Regions from separate parts of the Homo sapiens genome. Here region 1 is linked to region 2. A link is an interaction called in ENCODE POLR2A ChIA-PET data of the cell type or tissue named here. Cell type or tissue: K562. All regions are shown on one strand. Each heading gives the region's core, and the rest is flanking DNA. Links, peaks and the distances in the headings are about the cores only.

Region 1 (5,373 bases), core at 160-5,159, 200 kb after region 2:
AGCTTGGGGAGGTGGGTCTCAAAGACAAAACAAAAGCTTTTTCTCTCCCCAGGGCTGCTAAACCTGGATTTTGAGGCACAGACAAAAGATCTATGTTGTAGCTAATTTTCTGACAATTTGGCTATGCTAAGGTGCCTGTCTAGACATCAGTTTAGATGCTAACACCAGTCTAGGTGCTACTATGAAGGTAATTTTCAGACATGATTAACTTTTTTAATTTTTATTTTAGAGACAGAGTCTTGCTCTGTCGCCCAGGCTGGAGTGCAGTGGTGCGATCATAGCTCACTGCAGCCTCAACCTTCCAGACTCAAGTGATCCTCCCACTTAAGCCTCCCAAGTAGCTGGGACTACAGGCTCACACCACCACGCCTGGCTTTATTTTATTTTTTTTGTAGAGACAGGGTCTCGCTATATTGCCCAGGCTGGTCTCAAACTCCTGAACTCAAAGCGATCCTCCTGCCTCGGCCTCCCAAAGTGCTGGGATTACAAACGTGAGCCACCGTGCCTGGCTGTGATGAACATTTAAATCAGCAGACTTTGAATAAAGACGATGACCCTCCACAAAGCAGGTAGGTCTCATCCAATCACTTGAAGGCTTTAAGGTCAAAGAGTGAGGTTTCCTGAAGAAGAAGGAATTGGGCCTCGATTCCACTGCAACATAGAAACCCTGGCTGGGTTTCCAGCCTGCTTGGCCTGCCTGAAGAATTTAGACACGAGGCTGCAACACCACCTCTTCCCTGGATCTCCAGCCTGCCAGCTTGCCCTACACATTTTGAACTTGCCAGCCTCTGCAATTACAGAAGCCAGTTCTTTTTCTTTTTCTCTTGAGACAGAATCTCACTTTTGTCGCCCAGGCTGGAGTGCAATGGCATGATCTCAGCTCACTGAAACCTCCGCCTCTCAGATTCAAGTGATTCTCCTGCCTCAGTCTCCCAAGTAGCTGGGATTACAGGTGCCCACCACCATGCCTGGCTAATTTTTGTATTTTTAGTAGAGATGGGGTTTCACCATGTTGGGCAGCCTGGTCTTGAACTCCTGACCTCAGGCGATCCGCCTGCCTTGGCCTCCCAAAGTGCTGGCATGAGCCACCACGCCTGGCCTAAACCAATTCTTATTTATTTATTTTTTGAGACGGAATTTCGCTCTTGTTGCCCAGGCTGGAGTGCAATGGCATGATCTCAGCTCACTGCAACCTCCACCTCCCGGGTTCAAGTGATTCTCCTGCCTCAGCCTCCCGACTAGCTGGGACTACAGGCATGCACCACTATACCCAGCTAATTTTTTGTATTTTTAGTAGAGACGGGGTTTCTCCATGTTGACCAGGCTGGTCTTGAACTCCTGACCTCAGGTGATCTGCCTGCCTCGGCTCCCAAAGTGCTGGGATTACAAGCATGAGCCACCGCGCCCAGCCTAAGCCAGTGCTTTAAAATAATGAAAGGATTATTTTTCTCTCTCTGTATGTATATCCTATTCACTCTGTTTGAGAGCCTTGACTAATACAGTTTCACTAGAAATTGACTCCTATTGCAATGACTGAGGATGGGAGTTGGGGAGGAATCATATTGGAAGAGATCCTGTGGGCAGGTTGGTGCCTATGGCCTCTGACTGCAGCCCCTTCCAAGACTCAGCTGGAAGCATCTGGATTAAGGGATTGGAAAACTCTAGCCTGTAGACCAAATCCACTCGTAGGCTACAGTGTACAGCCCACAGTGTTAAGATTGTTTTTGTATTTTTAAAGGATTGTTAAAAACAAATAGACAAGCCGGAGGCAGTGGCTCACACCTTTAATCCCAACACTCTGGGAGGCCAAGGCGGGAGGATTGCTTGAGCTCAGGAGTTTCAAACCAGTCTGGGCAACATAGCAAGACCCCATCTCTATTAAAAATCAATCACAGGTGACTGAGGTGGTGCATGCACCTGTAGTCCCAGGTATTCAGGAAGCTGAGGCAGGAAGATCTTTTGAGGCCAGGAGTTTGAGACCAGCCTGGGCAACATAGCAAGACCCTGCCTCTATAAAAACTGTTTGAAATAGCCAGGTATGGTATTACAGGCCTGTAGTCCCAGCTACTTGGGAGACTGAAGCAGAAGGATCACTTGAGCCTGGGAGTTCAAAGCTGTAGTGAGCTCTGATCGCACCATCACACTGCAGCCTGGACAACAGAGTGAGACTCTGTCTATTTTTTTTTTTTTGAGATGGAGTCTTGTTCTGTTGCCCAGGCTGGAGTGCAGTGGCGCGATCTCGGCTCACTGCAAGCTCCACTTTCCGGGTTCATGCCATTCTCCTGCCTCAGCCTCCTGAGTAGCTGGGACTACAGGCACCCGCCACCACACCCTGCTAATTTTTTTGTATTTTTAGTAGAGACGGGGTTTCACCATGTTAGCCAGGATGGTCTCGATCTCCTGACCTCGTGATCCACCCACCTCAGCCTCCCAAAGTGCTGGGATTACAGGCGTGAGCCACCGCGCCTGGCTACTCTGTGTCTAAAATATAAAAAATCAGAACAAAACAAAAAGGTATACCCCCAGCCATCAACCACCTCCACACTTCAGCCTACTCCAAAACCCTAAAAAACTCCTAACTATGAGTTGTTTGGTATCTCTCGGTATTAGCTAACCCTGGGAGGGTCAGTTTCCTCCTCTAGCACCAGCAAGGCCCCAGATGTCAAAAAATAGAATCAAAATACAGGCCTTCCATGAGCCAGGCATGGTGGCTCATGCCTATAATCCCAGCACTTTGGGAGGCTAAGGCAGGCAGATCACCTGCGGTCAGGAGTTCAAGTTCAAGGAGGTCAAGGAACCTGGCCAACATGGTGAAACCCCATCTCTACTAAAAATACAAAAATTAGCTGAGCATGATGTTGCGTGCCTGTAGTCCCAGCTACAAGAGAGGCTGAGGCATGAGGATAGCCTGAACCCAGGAGGCAGAGGTTGCAGGGAGCCAAGCTCGCACCACTGCACTCCAGCCTGGGCAACACAGCAAGACTCTGTCTCGAAAACAAAACAAAACAAAAAAGAATCAAAATGCAGAAAATAAAGATACATGCTTAATATACTGGGTCATCTAGTGATTCTGGGTTTGTTTGTTTTTTGAGACAGACTCTCGCTCTGTCACCCAGGCTGGAGTGCAGTGGCACGATTTCAGCTCACTGCAACCTCTGCCTCCCAGGTTCAAGCGGTTCTCCTGCCTCAACCTCCCCAGTAACTGGGATTACAGGCATGCACCACCATGCTCAGCTACTTTTTTTTTTTTTTTTTTTTTTGTATTTTTGGTAGACACGGGGTTTCACCATATTGGCCAGGCTGGTCTTGAACGCCTGACCTCAAGTGATCCACCCACCTCAGCCTCTCAAAGTGCTAGGATTACAGGCATGAGCCACCGTGCCCAGCCTAGTGATTCTATGTTTACATTTAGAGGAACTGCTTTTCCACGGTACTGGACCATTTTACATCGCCACCAACAATGTAGAGTACCTGCAGATAGGTCCTTTGTCTGATATTCACGGCAAGTCAATACACAGATACACCAGGTTGCAGTAGAGAAGGAGGTTTCTTCATAAGGCCACCAAACGAGGAGATGGAGGAAACCTCAAATTCATCTCCCCCAGGAATTTGGAGTTAGGGTTTTTCAGAGTTTTGGAGTGGGCTGAAGCGTGGAGGTGGTTGATGGGCGGAAGTGTGCGGGGTGAAGTCACGGGACAGGGAGATGAAGAAGCTGGGTTCTCATGCTCATTCTCTTCCCCTGCGGGGGTCTTCAAACTGGTTGACATCAGCTGTTTTGCTGGAATTCAGGATCTGAAAAATATCTTAAGCAATTCTTTGTTTTTTTTTTTTTGAGACTGAGTTTCGCTCTTGTTGCCCAGGCTGGAGTGCAATGGCACGATCTCAACTCACTGCAACCTCCGCCTCCCCAGTTCAAGCGATTCTCATGCCTCAGCCTCCCCAGTAGCTGGGATTACAGGCACATGCCACCATGCCCAGCAAATTTTTGTTTTTTTTTTTAGTAGAGACGGGGTTTCCCCATGTTGGCCAGGCTAGTCTCGAACTCCTGACCTCAGGTGATCTGCCCACCTCGGCCTCCCAAAGTGCTGGGATTACAGGCGTGAGCCACTGTGCCTGCCCAGCAATTCTTAAGCAAAAGTCTTATGATTCCTTTTTTTTTTTTTTTGAGACAGGATCTTGCTCTGTTGCCCAGGCTAGAGTGAAGTGGCGAGATCATGGCTCACTGCAGCCTCGACCTCCTGGGCTCAAGTGATTCTCCCATCTCAGCCTCCCCAGTAGCTGAGACTACACATGCAGCCACCCTGCCTGGCCCCAATTTTTTTTTTTAATGTTTCATATTGCCTCCTTATTATTTTGAAATAAATTTCAAGTGTCACAAGGCAGAAGGATCACTTGAGGCCAGGAGTTTGAGACAAGTCTGGGCAACATAGTGAGACCTCATTCCTATAAAAAAATAAACAAAATTAGCCAGGCATGGTGGTGCACACCTGTAGTCTCAGCTACTTCTGAGGTTGAGGTGGAAGGATCACTTGAGCCCAGGTGTTGGGGGCTGTAGTGAACTACAGTCACGCCATGGCACTCCAGCCTGGGTAACAGAGAAACAAATTTACCCCTATATTTCTTCCCTATATTTTATAGTTTTGGCTCTTACATTTAGGTATTTGATCCATGCTGAGTTTTTTTTTTTTGAGATGTAGTCTTGCTCTGTTGCCCTGGCTGGACTGCAGTGGCGTGATCTCGGCTCGCTGCAAGCTCCACCTCCTGGGTTCACATCATTCGCCTGCCTCAGCCTCCCCAGTAGCTGGGACTACAGGCACCCGCCACCACGCCTGGCTAATTTTTTGTATTTTTAGTAGAGACAGGGTTTCACCGTGTGAGCCAGGATGGTCTCGATCTCCTGACCTCGTGATCCGTCCGCCTTGGCCTCCCAAAGTGCTGGGATTACAGGCGTGAGCCACCGCGCCCGGCCGAGTTAATTTTTTTTTTTTAATAGATGAAGTCTCGCCATGTTTGCCAGGTTGGTCTTGAACTCTTAGCCTCAAGCAATCCTCCCACCTCGGCCTTCCAAAGTGCTAGGATTACAGACATGAGCCAGCGCGCCCAGCCAAGTTAATTTTTGTATATGGTATGTGGTAGCAGTTGCACTTCTTTCTCTTGCGGGCGGATATTCAATTGTTCTAGCACCACCTGTTGAATATACTTCTTTCTCCATTGAATGGCCTTGGCACTCTTGTCAAAAATCAATTGACTGTAAATGTGAGGGTTTATTTCTAGACTGTCAATTCTATTCCATTGATCTATATGTCCATCCGTATGCCAGGATCAAGCTGTCTTGATTATTGTAGTTTTGTATTAAGTTTTGAAATCTGGGTC
Region 2 (5,373 bases), core at 228-5,227:
TTGAATGATCCTATAGCTTTGCCAGTGTGTATTATCTCAGCTTACAGGTGAGGGCATTGATGCCTGTCACTATGTTTAAGCCTTGGTCATGCTGGCACAGCCTGAGCTTCCCACCGCGAACCAGAACAGCGGTGGGGATTGGCTGTGGACCCTGACCCTTACCTGGGCTGGTCAGCTTGAGCCAGAGTCTCAAAGTGAAGCTCATGGTCTGGCTTCTCCAGGATCATCAAGTGTTGTCTCTTCACCAGAAGCAAATGCCCATCAATTGTGTCCACCTGGACTGTCTTGGGGGTTAGGGTGGCTTGGCAGTTGAGCGCTGGGTCAAGCCTGCAGTATCCTCGAACTCCTACAAGAAGCCTGTGGTCAGGCCCAGCCTCTGACACCTCCACCGTCAGTCAGGATGGAAGTCCCCTGGGTGTTGAGCAGACACAGGGAGGCAGGGAGATGAGCTGGATCTGGCTGGGTCCCTGCTTAGTCACAGGCTCTGGCAACCTCTAATGAAACATCCCTTCCCAGTTGGCTGTTTTCCCCAAATATAGACACGTGCTGTCACTAGAGGGGAGCTTCCCAGCCCAACAGCTTCTGGACCATGCTGGGCTGACTTGGGGAGAGAGCCACCCACGAACCCCTGGTTTGAAGGCCAGACTAGGTGGTCATATGGAAGGTGACAGACCTTCCCCCTGGTGGGTGTACTGTGTGCAGGGACAAAGCCTGTGCTAGCACCCTGCTGTCTTGACAGTAAGTGTCTTTGGGCTGGGCATGGTGGCTTATGCCTGTAATCCCAGCACTTTGGGAGGCCGAGGCGGACAGATCACCTGAGGTCGGGAGTTCCTTCTGCCTTGGACACCCAAAATGCAGAGATTACAGGTGTGAGCTACCACACCCCACCAAGGGTCTCTTAAGAAGAGCTGGCCGGGTGCGGTGGCTCACGCCTGTAATCCTAGCACTTTGGTAGGCCGAGGCGGGCGGATCACGAGGTCAGGAGATTGAGACCATCCTGGCTAACACGGTGAAAACCCATCTCTACTAAAAATACAAAAAATTAGCCGGGTGTGGTGGCGGGCGCCTGTAGTCCCAGCTACTCAGGAGGCTGAGGCAGGAGAATGGCATGAACCCGGGAGGCGGAGGTTGCAGTGAGCAGAGATCGCACCACTGCACTCCAGCCTGGGCAACAGAGTGGGACTCCGTCTCAAAAAAAAAAAAAAAAAAAAGAGCTATACTGTGTTGAAAGAGTCCTGTATAAAGGAGGATGTCTTAAATTTGCCATTTTGACTCTGTTTTGAACAGGTCACCAGGAAAATGAGACTTGGTAGCCTGGCGAGGTGGCTCAAAAAAAAAAAAAAATTCACATGGAAAAGACTTGATCTTGGGATAAATAAATTTAATCAAAATTGAAAGTGAAAAAAATTGAAACTGGCTAATTGTGACATACAGAAAATCAAGGAATTAAAGTGGCTTAATGGATTCACAAAGGAAAATACTTTTGGCAAAAACTCATCTATATTACTTTAATATTTTTATGTAAATGCACGATACATCAGAATATCCTTGAGGGCTCAAATGGTGGAGCTAAGGACAGCTAAACTCTCCAGGGACCAGGCGTGGTGGCTCACGCCTGTAATCCCAGCACTTTGGGAGGCCAAGGCAGGCAGATCACCTGAGGTCAGGAGTTCGAGGCCAGCCTGGCCAACATGGTGAAACCCCGTCACTACTAAAAATACAAAAATTAACTGGACGTGGTGGTGGGCACCTGTAATCCTAGCTACTCAGGAAGCTGAGGTGAGAGAATCACTCGAACCCGGGAGGTGGAGGTTACAGTGAGCCGAGATCATCCCACTGCACTCCAGCCTGGGGGACAGAGCAAGACTCTGTCTCAAGAAAATAAGTAAATAAATAAACTCTTCAGGGTTCAGAATAGCACCAAATGGGATGGTTACTTGTGCTCAGTCCTCAACTTACCCAAGGCTAGAGGTGCCCTAATTTCAGTTCACAGGGATGCATCTTCTCTTGGAATCATGCTGTTAGGTTCAGGGACCGATCTCATCCTTCCAGCACTTTACCAGTGGATGAGGGGCAGTTCCTGCTTGACCAGGTAGAGTGCTTTGAGAAGGAGAAGGATCTGCAGAAGGAGATCCTTGGGGCTGGGTTTTTATCTATAGGACCAGAGATGATTCTTTGGCTAGTGAGTAAGGAGATAGAGTTAGCAATGGGGGAAAGTAGGTAGTAGCTGAGGATGGGTATGAGCCATAGACCAGATGGGTTAGGAGCCAGCTTTTAGTTTTGCTTAATGAGGTTGTAGGACTAGACACAAAGCCCACTTCTCTCCTCTATACTTACCACTGCCAAAGTGGCCTGGCTTTCAGAGGCAGAGGATGTGGAACCTGACTTGGGGGGTGGGAGTGAGGAGATCCTTAAGAGGAATCCACACGTGGAAAAAGTATGATGGCAGGTCCAGATGGCGGTGTTGGGAAAGGCCATAATGGTAACTGACAATAATGTATTCATTCCACATGTGTTCATTGACTATTACTTTGCAGCATGTAAATCTGGGGTATTGGGTGAGGACCTAGCAGTGGACAAGACAGGCAAGACCTTCCCTCAGAAACCAGGAGACAATAAACAAGCAAATAAGCACAATAACTTCAGGTGATAGTGAGGTGAAGACAAGGCCCTACTCAGATTTTAAAGATTTCCCGGACTATTATGTGAAGATGAAACTGGAGGGAGGAAGGAGGAAGCAAGAAATCCAGTTGGGCACTACTGCCTCATCAGGAGAGAGATTGTAGTGTCCTGGACCAAGATGGTACCCCTGGAGATGGAGAGAAGTGGATGGACTTGGAATACATGAAGGAGGCAGAGCTCAGAGACTGGATGTGAGGGAAAGGGGAATGAGGTCATCGGGCCCAAGCAACTGGGTGGATCATGGTGCTGTTGATTGAGACTGAGAAGGCTAAATGAGGAGCAGGTACTGGAGGTGTGGGCACGAGAGCATTGAAGTTGTATTTCGGCCATGCTGTATTTACGATGTCTACCAGGCACCCTTCTAGAGTCTGCAGCTCAGTAGACAGGTCAAGGTGGGATAAAATTTGGGAATCATTGGTATGTGTGTGGTATTCAGGGAACTGGATGAATCACTGTGACTCTAGGTCTTAGAGTGTTGGTCCTCAGCTACGGGTGATCTTGCCCCCTTCTTCCAGGGGACCCTTAGTGATGTCTGGAGATACTTTCTGTTACTGGTGATGGGAAGAGGTACAGTTTGCTTCCGGCATCCACTAGGCAGAGGCCAGGGATGCCACTCAACATAGCAGTGCACAGGCCAGCTCCCCACACATAGAGTTACCTGGCCCCGGACGTCAGTGGTGTCAAGGTTGAGAAACCCCCTACCCTAGAGTGAGTGTAGATAAAGCAGAAAAAAAGGAAAGTAAGCCCGGGGGCATTCTTCCATGCAGAGCTGGAGAGGAACAGTCTGCAAGGAAGAAGGGAAGCTTGGAGAGTGCTTTTTCTTGGGAGGGGAGAGTGTCTGGGGAAGAAACAATGCTCAGCCGTGTTACATGCTCCTAAGAGGCTGAGGCGTTTGAGCCCAGAGGGAAGTGACCAATGGCTTAGGCAAGATGGACATTGTTGATGACTTTGATACAGAGCAGTCTTTGTGGTTTGGTAGGGTTGGAAGCTCCAGGGGAACCAGCCTGGGCAACATAGTGAGACCCCATCTCTTAAAAAAAAATTAGCCGGCCATGGTGGCATGTGCCTGTAGTTCCAATTACGTAGGAGTCTGAGGTAGGAGGATCACTTGAGCCCAGGAGGTTGAGGCTGCAGCAAGCTATGATAGTGCCACTGCACTCCAACATGGGCAACAGAGCAAGACCTTGTCTCAAAAAAAGGCAGCAGCTCCAAAGAAGTAGGTTATGCCCATGGCCAGTACTCACTGAGTATTTCCTCCCTGCTTAGAATGCCTGACAAATGTGACTTCATGAATCCACATACACCAGGCAGGTACTGTCACCCTCATTATATAGAAGTGGCAATATTATTCTCACCCCCATTTTACAGAGGTGGGGACTGAGGCACAGAGAAGCTAACCACTCCTTAGGGCCAGGCAGCTGATAGTGAATCGCAGAGCCAGGATTCAGACCTAAAAGAGTTTGACTCCAGGGACAGCATAATTGGAGGTGAAGAAGTGGAGGCGGTAAATGAAACACCACGCTTTTGAGAGATGGTGTTTCTCTTTCCACGCTTCTGCTGGAAAGAAGAACAGATAGGTACAAGAGGATGTTTGCATGTCAACAGGAAGGACCCATGTGGAGGCTGAAACTGATGATGCTGTGGAGGGGGTGCTGAGAACTGAAGTCTTTGAGGAGGTGAGAAGGATCTGAGGTTTAAGTTGAGGTGCTGGCATTTCCCAGGAGCATCGTCTGGTAACTCTGAAGTGGAGCCTAACCGTTTAGAGCAAGATTACCCCTGGACTCAACTTCTCCCCTTCGCCATCCCCCACTGGCCTCCAGAGGCTCCACTCTGCTCTCCTTCTAGCCCTCTTGCTAAAAGATAGCTGGCCAGGTGCAGTGGCTCACACCTGTCATGCCAGCACTTTGGGAGGCCGAGGAGGGAGGATCACTTGTGGACAGGAGTTTGAGACCAGACTGGGCAACATAGTGTGAGACCCCCATCTCCACAAAATTCAAAACTTAGCCGGGCATGATGGCATACGCTGTAGTCCCAGCTACTCAGGAGGCTGAGGCCAGAGGATTGCTTGAGCCTGGGAGTTTGTGGCCGCAGTCAGCCATGATCACACCACCGTACTCAAGCCTGGATGACAGAAAAAGACCCTGTCTCAAAAATAAATAAAATAAAAGCCTTCCTACAGGAAGCTCCTGCACAGGCCTGACCCTTCCAGAAACAATTGGGCCCAGGAGCCAGTGTCCCAAGAGCAGCTCTGCCAACTGGAGCCCGAGCCTAGCTCTGGACACATCAGTGATTCTCCACCCAACAATGACTGTCGGGATCCTTAACGTAGAGGCCATCTGTGTTGGCCTCTGCAGTGTCATCAAAGGAGCCACACCAGGCTCCTTTGAACTCTCTTAGGTACTGCACTTGCCCCTGCTCCAAGCAGAATGTTCTTATCCTTTGTTTCGTCCTCTCTCCCCCTCCCTCTTCCTCTTGCCCAACCTTCTGTCTCAGTTTAGCAGTCACATCCTCAGACAACCCTTTTCCCATTCCCCCAACTAGGTGAGAACCTCCTGTTAGGTACTCCTGTCACAATGGATCCTACTTGTTTTTGTTTGTTTGTTTGTTTTTTTGAGACAAAGTTACTCTGTCACCCAGGCTGGAGTGCAGTAGTGCAGTCTCAGCTCACTGCAACCTCTGCCTCCCAGGTTC

The links. Peaks named below come from ENCODE experiments on the same cell type or tissue, not always from the same donor. Only the 100,000 strongest peaks of a DNase experiment are listed, where the experiment ranks them.
Region 1: POLR2A ChIA-PET joins it to region 2 with 5 read pairs; 5 of 35 experiments call an interaction of 5 or more read pairs at or near these places.

Annotation. Positions count from the first base shown.
Region 1 is chr7:75,836,804-75,842,176 of GRCh38, reverse strand. No RefSeq gene overlaps it. Among named protein-coding and RNA genes, the nearest start is that of CCL24, 26 kb to the right of the region's middle. In K562, for the core only: no CTCF peak of the experiment used is centred there; no DNase peak of the experiment used is centred there.
Region 2 is chr7:76,032,621-76,037,993 of GRCh38, reverse strand. The region is part of intron 1 of STYXL1 (serine/threonine/tyrosine interacting like 1); the gene reads left to right. Among named protein-coding and RNA genes, the nearest start is that of STYXL1, 13 kb to the left of the region's middle. In K562, for the core only: no CTCF peak of the experiment used is centred there; DNase peaks (open chromatin) are centred at 2,205 and 5,085.